2 separate regions of the Homo sapiens genome follow, and region 2 is linked to region 1. The links are chromatin contacts, found by Hi-C or POLR2A ChIA-PET in ENCODE. All regions are on one chromosome and are shown on one strand. The core of a region is the stretch at or near the end of the contact, and the rest is flanking DNA. Distances in the headings are between cores, read along the strand shown. Region 1 holds the start of HSPA8 (heat shock protein family A (Hsp70) member 8). Region 2 holds the start of ETS1-AS1 (ETS1 antisense RNA 1).

Evidence for each region. A loop is a pair of places that touch in the nucleus more often than their neighbours do. ChIA-PET counts read pairs that join two places held with the same protein, here RNA polymerase II (POLR2A). Pooled maps may share reads with other maps.
Region 2: a pooled map shows a loop between it and region 1 (13-fold over the local background). The contact joins the promoter of ETS1-AS1 here to the promoter of HSPA8 in region 1. A Hi-C loop is called at or near these places in 6 of 50 pooled maps. POLR2A ChIA-PET finds 5 or more read pairs at or near these places in 3 of 52 experiments (activated CD4-positive, alpha-beta T cell, activated CD8-positive, alpha-beta T cell and naive thymus-derived CD4-positive, alpha-beta T cell).

The regions. Positions count from the first base shown.
Region 1 is chr11:123,060,658-123,065,500 of GRCh38, forward strand. HSPA8 (heat shock protein family A (Hsp70) member 8) reads right to left here and starts at 1,479. Exons shown (of 9, transcript NM_006597.6): 1 at 1,407-1,479; 2 at 463-672; 3 at 1-141. The coding sequence starts at 667. It overlaps LOC124902775 (a long non-coding RNA gene), which reads left to right and starts at 2,005. Exons shown (of 2, transcript XR_007062927.1): 1 at 2,005-2,874. RefSeq lists enhancers at 1,228-1,397, 1,958-2,227 and a silencer at 1,548-1,937.
Region 2 is chr11:128,523,686-128,528,528 of GRCh38, forward strand. ETS1-AS1 (ETS1 antisense RNA 1) reads left to right here and starts at 2,457. Exons shown (of 4, transcript NR_120581.1): 1 at 2,457-2,630; 2 at 2,848-3,733. All of the region lies in intron 3 of ETS1 (ETS proto-oncogene 1, transcription factor), which reads right to left.

The sequences.
Region 1 (4,843 bases), core at 229-2,728:
GATAGAAGCTTTTGGTCTCTCCCTTGTATTCTACTTGGACCTTGGGCCTGCCAGCATCATTCACCACCATAAAGGGCCAATGTTTCATATCAGACTGGACAACAGCATCATCAAATCTGCGTCCAATCAGACGTTTGGCATCTGTAAAAGGTGTCAAATGAAAACACTTTCAATTTCATAGCTCTTCTGATAAAACTCAAGTCCATGATTACTCAAATACCTAACAGTTCATAGGTAGGTGAATTCAACTACCATATAGGTAGCAAAGGTTCAAACTTCAACCTCCTACGTTATCCAGATTTCAGCCTGAAAGGTTTCTACAACCTGTTTTATAACAGACTTGATAACAAGTCTCTCAGCTCAGTTTTTCTAAAATCAAAAAGTTCCCTCCTCACGTTTCATAAACTTTTGTGCTTCCTAGCCCTGTTATATTTGTTCTGTCATTTAAAATTAGGAACTCACCAAAAACTGTGTTGGTGGGGTTCATTGCAACTTGATTCTTTGCGGCATCACCGATCAACCGTTCAGTGTCCGTAAAGGCGACATAGCTTGGAGTGGTTCGGTTTCCCTGATCATTGGCAATTATCTCGACTTTTCCGTGCTGGAAAACACCCACACAAGAGTAGGTGGTGCCAAGATCAATACCAACTGCAGGTCCCTTGGACATGGTTGCTGAAAAAAAGAAAAATCTGGTTTAAAAATTCAATTAATCAAAATATTTCCCTCATCCCTTAACAGAACACTTAACCAGGAAAAACGTATGGCCACTGCCAAGAGGTAATAGTGCCCATCACCTCCTGTCTAAGCACGCGCGAGGTCCAGAACTAGTGCTGCAGTCCAGGTTGCCGTGCCAACCGCAGCAGAGCACGCCCTAGATGAAGGACCCATCTACCCAGACGGCGTGGGGCGTTGCTCAACACGTGGTCTTACCCCGAACTGAGCACTGTCTGTTCCCCTCCCTCGCCAGGTGCCAGTGCCCCCGGGAGTCAACGGGCTTTTAACTACTCCGGAATGTACCCCCATACTGGAAGCACGCCAAGAACAGCTCTGAAGAACCACGGTGGGACTGGACTAAGCAGGGAACTGGGTGAAAGAAAACGCTGGCTCCACTTCCCCGCGCGCCAGGCAAACCGATGCAGCAACCCTCCCCCGCCACGCGGCCGCCGGGCGTCTCCCAGCCTCCCCTGGGGCCACTGCGGCCCACTCCCTACATTTCCGTCCTGCCGGCTGCAACCAAATACCGCTGCCATCCCACCGAAAACTGAGGCCCTTTAAGCCGGTAGAAGGAGCCGCACACTCGCCTCGACGAGATTCTCAGAACCCCCAAGCCTCAGCAAGCCCAACAGGCCTGTGTGGAGGCTGCACGCTCCCAGACCCACAACCCAACTCTTGAGCAGAGGTTTTACCTGGGGTGTAGGCCTGGCTCCAATAACGAAGGAAGCCACAAAAAACCCAAGAGCTGCAGGCGAGTTCAATGAGACCGGTTTCCGCCCGCCACCCTGCCTCTTATACCCTATCTTAGAACCTTCCAGAAGGGGCCCGCCCCTGCTGCCTGCCATTACGGCTTCCCCGGCCAATAGACGCCCGGCTGCCCTTACAAGACCCAATCACAAGCCCGGCTCCACTCCTCGGGCCTCGCCCCCTTCCGCACCCACCCCACCGCGCTCCGCCTCACGATAACGCACTCACCGCAGCGTTCTGGAACTTTCAAGCTCGCCCCCGCTCTCCGGACGGCCCCGGGGAAAGGGAGGGTGGGGCGCAGCGAGTCCGCGCGCGGGAGTCCTCAGTTACCCCGGGCGGGGGAGGGGAGCGTCCACCTCTACGCATGCGCCCCCAGCTTCCGCGGGAGGGAGGGGGCGGAAAAAGGAGGAGGAAGAGGGGCGGGCAAACTTGGAACTAACCAATGATAGCGGCGCTAGCCGGGATCTTGGCCGGCACAGAACTGGGGGCGGAATCGCGCGGGGCCTGAAGGGAGGGGTTTGGGCGCGGGAGCCGGGCAGGAGAAGACGGAAGTGGAGCGAGGACAAAATGGCTGCGAAGGTTGTTGCTCCCCTCCCCCACCCACGTCCGAATCCTCCTTTCCATGCCCCACCTTCGTGTTCCAGACGGGCCTCTAAGTGCCCCGGGTTTCGCGAATCTGTATTTCATAGCGTGGCTTTGGACAAGGGCTGACCCCGAGGGGCTGGGGCGAAGGTTCCGGCTTCAGGGTGCCACTAGGGCTGCTCGCTCACGGCCCCCCAGGATTGGGATTGGAGGGAGCCGCCAGGCCGCCGCGGGGTGGGGCGGGTTAGCTCGGCAGGCCTCCCAGCACCTGCATTTCCCTACGGCAACTGTCGGGAGGCAGCCCCCGACGCAGAGGTTTAAGGGGCCCGGCTTTTCAGAACCGCCTCAGGACGCGGTCGTGTCTGGATCCCTCCGCGGAAAAGAAGGCGAAACCGCTTCTCTGAGCCCTGACCGTTAGGCCCCTTCCCACCTCCGTCTAGAACAGATTCGGCTTCTTGGCTCAGTCCTTCCCCAACTAGCCCAAGCCCTACATTTCCCCGTTGTTTATAAAATAAACAGGTTTAAATGGTGGCGAGTGTGTTCTTGGTTAGGTGAACCAGGCATTAGGAATCATAGGTTCCAGTAGCCGTGCGTCCTTGATTTAGACTTTCTGAACGTTTGTATTTTCAGTAACATGAGGTGATATCTTTCCTGGTTTGACTTTCATCAAAAATTAAACGACAGACCATACCGACGCTTTGAAAACGTGACTGAGCTGGTGCACAAAACAATGGTGCCTAGAATTTTGAATTGTGCAATGTTGTGCATGGCCGCGGATATGTGGGGCCTTGTGGTTCCAAGAGCCTGTCTCAGGTACCTTGAACACTCCCTGTATCCTTTCAAGCAGGCGAGGTAGCTGTTATTCCTATTTAGTAGATAAATAGGCACCGATGGGGGAAAAGATTTTTTAAGGCTACACCAAAAGAACTTTTAGTAGCAGGGCTGGAATTAGAAGGTCTCTAGACTGCGAAAAAGGCTGTCAGAAGAGCGAGGACATCTTGTCCTTGTCAAAGCCAGTAAAGGGTAGAGACAGACTCAAACATATGAAGAATTTCCTTTTCATATTTTCCTTTTGGGGAGGAATGTTGGCTTAGAGTTCATGGAGATATATTCTTAGCCTCTCCCACGTCCCAAGAATTTAATTTTATACAATGCTTTCACTACATACAAAATGCTTTCATTTGTCATTTAATCATCAACACAATTCTCTAAGGTGTGTATTATTCATCCCCATATCAGGGGAAAAATGCAGCTCAGAGATAATCATTTGTGGGAAGATAAGCAGCTGGGTAAGCTAGAATCAAATCTAGCTTTTTTTTGGTTCAAGATTTGTTTTATGTTTTTTGTTAGTTACGCTACAGTGTAATTTCCTTCCTGGAAATAAATTGAACTCAACTCCAGAAAGAGTTAAGATATGTACTGTGAGCCACTGTTTTCAGTTTCCTTTGGTATTTGGAACCCCCAGTCCCCCACGCTAACTGCTAGTAATGTTATCTGGAATCTTTCTTTTCACACCCCAGTGCCTAGAGTTTAACAAGCACAAATTTTAAACTACACCCTGTGCTGTATTTTGCGTTTTTGTAATTATTTTAATCATTGAATAGTGGAAAATAGAATTGGGGCGCACATCCACTTGTTTGGGATATCCCATCCAATAGCAGTGATAAAAGAAAGCAGAACAAATAACCTCTGTTTCTGGTTACTCTCAAAACGCGTTCTGGGACTTGGGCTATGTCTTATTAAATGGAATGATTTACCGTTTATATATTTAAAGCTCAGAATATGATAAAGGTCCTGTCTCCACCACTTCAAACGCACAGGGTTTCAAATGACACAGTTAAGATCTAAAATTAAAGTTTGGTTGCATGGGACTGCAGTGGAGCCTAGAGCCTAGGACTTCTGACTGGATAAAAGGATAATGATTTAACATTTTTGTGTGCCTACCACATGCCAGCCTTAACCTCATTTAATTCTCACCGTAAATCTAAGCGGTAGCAACTATTATGATCGTCATTTTGTAAATGGGGAAACTAAGGCACGACTCCGTCTCCCAAAAAAGACAGTCTCCCAATGGAGTCTCCCAGAAAAGATGGAGTCTCGCTCTGTCCCCCAGGCTGGAGTGCAGTGGCAGGAACTTGGCTCACTGCGACCTCCGCCTCCCAGGTTCAAGTGATTCCCCTGCCTCAGCCTCGCGAGTAGCTGAGACTACAGGTGCATGCCACCACGCCCGGCTAATTTTTCTATTTTAGTAGACGGGGTTTCACCATATTGGCCAGGCTGGTCTCAAACTCCTGTCCTCAGGTAATCCGCCTGCCTCGGCCTCCCAAAGTGCTGGGATTACAGGCATGAGCTACCACGCCTGGCCTGTTTTTTTTGTTTTTTTTTTTTATGTGGAGTCTATAACTGTCATCCAGGCTGGAGTGCAGTGCTGTGATCTTGGCTCACTGCAACCTCCGCCTCCTGGGTTCAAGCAATTCTCCTGCCTCAGCCTCCCAAGTAGCTGAGATTAGAGGCCCGCACCACCACCACGCCCCGCTAATTTTTGTTATTTTTAGTAGGGACGGGGTTTCACCATGTTGGTCAGACTGGTCTCAGGCCTCAAGTAATCTTCCCACCTCGGCCTCCCAAAGTGCTGGGATTACAGGAGTGAGCCGCCGTGCTGGCCTCAGTTTATGAAGAAATTATTTAATAGTTTTGTGGTATCAGTTGCTTCTGTTGAAAAGTCTCAACCAGCCTAGGCAAAATAGTGAGACCCCCATCTCTGAAAAAATGAGATGGGAGGATCGCTTGAGCTCAAGAG
Region 2 (4,843 bases), core at 1,207-3,706, 5.5 Mb after region 1:
CCTGGTCTAAACTCCAGATTAAATCCCTCCTTAGTGACCAGAGGAAAATATTTGTATGTGATAGTCCTAATTTTTGAAAGAACAAAGACTGTTGCAATCCAGCTGTGTTTCCACAAGGTATGAGAAAACAATGCTGGCCTCCAGATGACAAGAACAGACCCTTCTGGTCCTGGGAAAAGCCTAGAGAAACAGCTGATGAATGAATTGTACATTTACACGTCCAAATGAACCACAAAAAAAAAAAGGTTCTTGAATCAATTCTGCCTTACTCACTATGAATTCATCAGGAGAAGAAGTGAACAAATCTAGAGTTGCTTTGGGGAATTTTGTTTTGTTGATGTTGTATTGAGAAAATGTTGGCATTTTTTAATCCAAGTGTGAGTACTTCTCTATTTTCAAATGCAGATTCCTCAGAGCAACTCCTTTCTCTCTTCCCCAGTTTGCTCCTCAACTTTCTTCCCCAGACTAGCCTAAACACTGCTGCTAACATCCACCCAAATTAGATACTAAAAAAGCCCACCATGATTAAACTGTAAACACTTTCCACTCTAGCAATGAGGAAAATTATTCTTTCTAATTCTTCCATAGTGACAACTCAGATAGTCAATCATCCGTTTCCTAATCCAGTCCTGAAGCACAGAAACAAAATGAGTGAATGTCCAAATCAAGGAATAGGGTTGCGTAAAGCAGCAGTTTGGAGAGATAGCCAGGCGCCACCACAGGCTGCCAGGAAAGTTACCTCCAGATGATATTAATTATGAATATTTATGCCATCAGAAGTTATGCATCGAACCCTGGATTTGGATGAAGAGCACTAATAAGGTCATGTTAAAATATTTTTTACATATTTAAGATATAATAATCTGATCAGGTCTGCCAGGGTCATGTTTCATTAATCTAATCAATGTTGATAAATGAAATTTTTATTCATTCTCTTTAGGACACAAGTAGATTTTTCTAAATGTTCATATGGACTTTAAATGATATTTCTATGTTATCATACGCTAAAACATTGATGCCTAGCCTAGTGCCTAAGACATTACAGAGCTCAATAAATATGTGTTGAATGATGAACTATCAACTTTTTGGTCACTATGGGCTTCCTAATTCAATGATTAAGTGAGTTTGATATGCTCTGGCTTGTGAAGATGAACTAAAAAGTGTCAGAGGCTGTGCCCTTTTCCCTTCATAGTAGAGCAGAACCTCTATCCCCAGCACTCACGTCCACTCGGTTACATGTATGCCTCAGTGTCCCCACCAGCCAAACAACAGCAGCCAAGCGTTGCCTTTCATCCACTTGGGCAAGATACTTCAATACCATATCTGGTTTTTAAGGCACTCAGGAAAAAAAAAAATCAATCAAATAAATACTTCTGTGCTTGTGCTTGTACTGCAGCAGTCTGTTCCTCCTGCATTTGGGAAAAAACAGAATTGTATTTTTAAGCATTCCTTAGACTTCGGCTAATTATATCCTACCAAGTGCTGAATTGCCTTACACTAGGAACGTGAAGTCAATAAGGGCCAAGAAAAGTCCGCAGGAGTTGGGGAACAGAAGAGTGGAGCTAGACAATAATATTAAGAAAATAGTCACCTTCATACAGGAATTCCTCAAGCACATGGAGTATGTAAAAAGCATACTTTCTTTTTTATTTATACTCCTCCCTCAACTCCACCCCAACTTCAATAAAAAAGAAATATAAATATACACTTAATGTTGAACAATCATGGAAGACAGACTTTCCCTCTCCAGAAGTGTCCTAGCATGTTATCTACTCCTGAGTCTTGAACTTCAACAAAACAAAGAATCTCTGAGTTTTGAGCTAAAATATGCTTTACTGAAGGTAGGTACAAAAACATTCAGACCACTAACGGCTGATCCAGAACCAGTTTATGACTCACAGATGTTGATTTACTGGTATAAATGTAAGATTTAGAAAAAAAAAAAAAAAAAAAAAAGCCCTCAATTAACAACAACCTGTCTGAGCTGCATTTGTGGTCTCATTTTTCTCTGAGAAAAGGCAACAGTCTCTGTCATACACAGAAACAAGCTTTGAAAGCTTACTTCTAAGGCAAGTGGTTTCTATGTGAGAAGTTTAGTCATTAAAAGTCACACTAGGGAAGAAAAATGCCTGGCACTTCAATATCTACATTATCAAGCAGCAATAAAATGGAAAATTAGAGATAGGAAGGAAAATTAAAATAACTCTCTTAATTAAACTTGGATGCCAAAAAGCCTTAGGGTCAGTTAAGGGACCCAAGCCAGGGGACTCAGATGGTACTGTTGCTGACTGCAGGCTGGCTCTGTGACCTCACCAAAGCCACTTAACCTTTTTGTGTCACAACCTCATCTCTGTTTCAGGGAATAAAATCAGCCCTAGCTCTCCCTAGAATGGAACACAGACTCATTGGCTATTGTTTAGAAGGCACAATAAACAATGAGGGTAGGAGGAGCTGCAGTCAGGAGGGAAGAAGGGAGGGTGGGGTGGGGTTGGGGGAGAGGGGAGGACTTGGGAGCCTGTTTGCCCTGGAAAGCTCAATATAAGAAAACAAAGAGGATAGTAGTGTGGGCTTTGGAATAAGACTCAGGTTCAAATTCTTACTCTACCAACTAGCCAGCTGAATTGCCACAGGTAAGTCATTTAAACAATCCCGAACCTCAGTTCCTCCATGTTTCAACTAGGGATAATAGCAGCACACACCTTTTAAGGCTATTTGAATGATTAAATGAGATAATGTATGCAAAGAATTTAGCACAGTGTCTAGGTGAGAATTAGTATTTGATTATTGTTATTAAGATCTAGTATACGGTAGAATATGTGGGAAATCACATTAAATGTCTGTCTACAGCCATCTCTTTGCAGAATAGCTTGGATGCTCAATTTTCCTGAACGATCTCCAGCGAGAGATAGAACAACTATCACCACATTTCATTTAAAAATCTCTTCAAGACCCTTCCTCAGTTCTTAAACTGGCAACCTGCCCAGCATCAGCCTCACTTGAGAAATTCGAGAACTACCTGATTGGAGAAGAGAACTAGATTTATATTTGTTTTGAGTCACAGAAAAGTGACAGTTTAAATTCTGAAAGAAGATCACATTTGTAGTGCCTCTTTGGAGACAAAACCTTAGGTCTTGGATTTGTCACATGTTAGAGCTCAATGGGAGTTTATCAGTGCTCTCCAAGTCCAGCACTCCTATTTACCAGAGGTGAAAAATGAGTGTGAGTGAGGAAATTATTATTTCCAGGGCCACACAATCTAAAAAAGTCAGTGTCAGTACTAGAACCAGATGCCCTGATAGCAGTTCTCTCCCTGGCATCTCCTTGCATTTACTTTGCATTTCACTTTGGCAGGAGAAGTACCAGACACCCTTGAGACACAAGACAGGATACAATGGACATGGGAGTAGATAGATGAGCAGACTCAATTTCTAGAAATCCAACTTCTCTACACTGGATGTATTGTCTTTGGGCAAATACATTGCAGGATAACCACACTATGGTTCCCTGTGGGAGACAGCTTGGCATGGGCTGTCAGGAGAGAAAGGGCCTGGGTTGGCTCTATTGCTGTCTGCAGTTTCTTTAGACTATAATTATGAACCATTCAACTGCATCTGCAGCCCCAACAATGTGGGGTGGATTGGCCTAATCCACAGACCAAGCGACATTTTAAAATCCAGCAGTTTAGACACGTATTCCTCTTGCAGCAAATCAAACATGGCTCAGACAGGAAGAGGTAAGGAGCTGCCCAAGGTTAGAGGGTTCTGAGGTCTCATCCACACTCAGTGTTGTGTGCTTCCCTGAAGCAGGCTGAGCATGTTGCCTGGAATTGCTGCAAATGCAGAATGCAGGCTACTCTGTGAGCCTTTGGGGATCATGTAATTGGGATTCCAATTTAAATTGTCCTGAATTGGACTCTTGAGGAGGTAGAGGGATAATGGCAATAGCACAGATGGCAAGAGAACCAACATCCTTTAATAATATGAGAGAAGAGGACAGCCAGTCTCCTAGAAGCTCTGCATCCCAGGGCTACAGGATTTCACCCACTGTCCAAGGCTGCAGGTGGTTTCATCCTGGTGGAAGGCTAAGGCCTTCCTCTGATCTTACTCTGCTTTTCTCTTGGGTTACAAAGACAACATCAAACTTCAAAACAGATGTTCTCTGCAGTTGTGGTTTGAATCTTACATTAAGACAATTTCACTGTGGAATCTTTTCCCCTCTCCCCACTACTTTCATTTAAAATGCCAAATCAATTGCCCCAAAAGACTAACATTTACCACCCCAGAGATCAAGAAGCAGAGATAAGTGGAGCACAAAAAGGAGAAATAGCCCTGAAAGGAAAAGGGACGGTGGTACAGGAGGAAGTAGTGGAAGGGAAGTCCTCTGAGAACAATGGAAGTGTAAGTCGAGGACAGAGAAGGGGAGGAGATGAGGAGGTAGAGTCACAGTGATTTTATGTTCTTGTCGTTCTGGGACTTCAGTCCCCAAGATTTCAAAATGCAGTTAAGACCTAGTAAAGTATCCCATACTTTAATTAATTGTCTTGCATGGCCAACAGTCATGGAACTACAGAAAACAGATCAATGGGAGGTCCTCATGCTGGAAGAGATGCAAAGGATCCAGGATAGAATGGAGGTGAAAGGATCTCAGGAGGTCACAGAAGACACAAGGGAAGGTCAAGCTGACAATCTAGGCAGAATATAGAGTGTGTTTCTCAGTCTTTTCCTCACATGGACATTTGCAGTACACAAAGAATTTCCCTCACAGAAGCTGTCACCCCACCCCTGCAAGTTGCCACTTTTCTGCTCAGCTCAAGAGCACACTCCTAGTACATATTTGAATATGC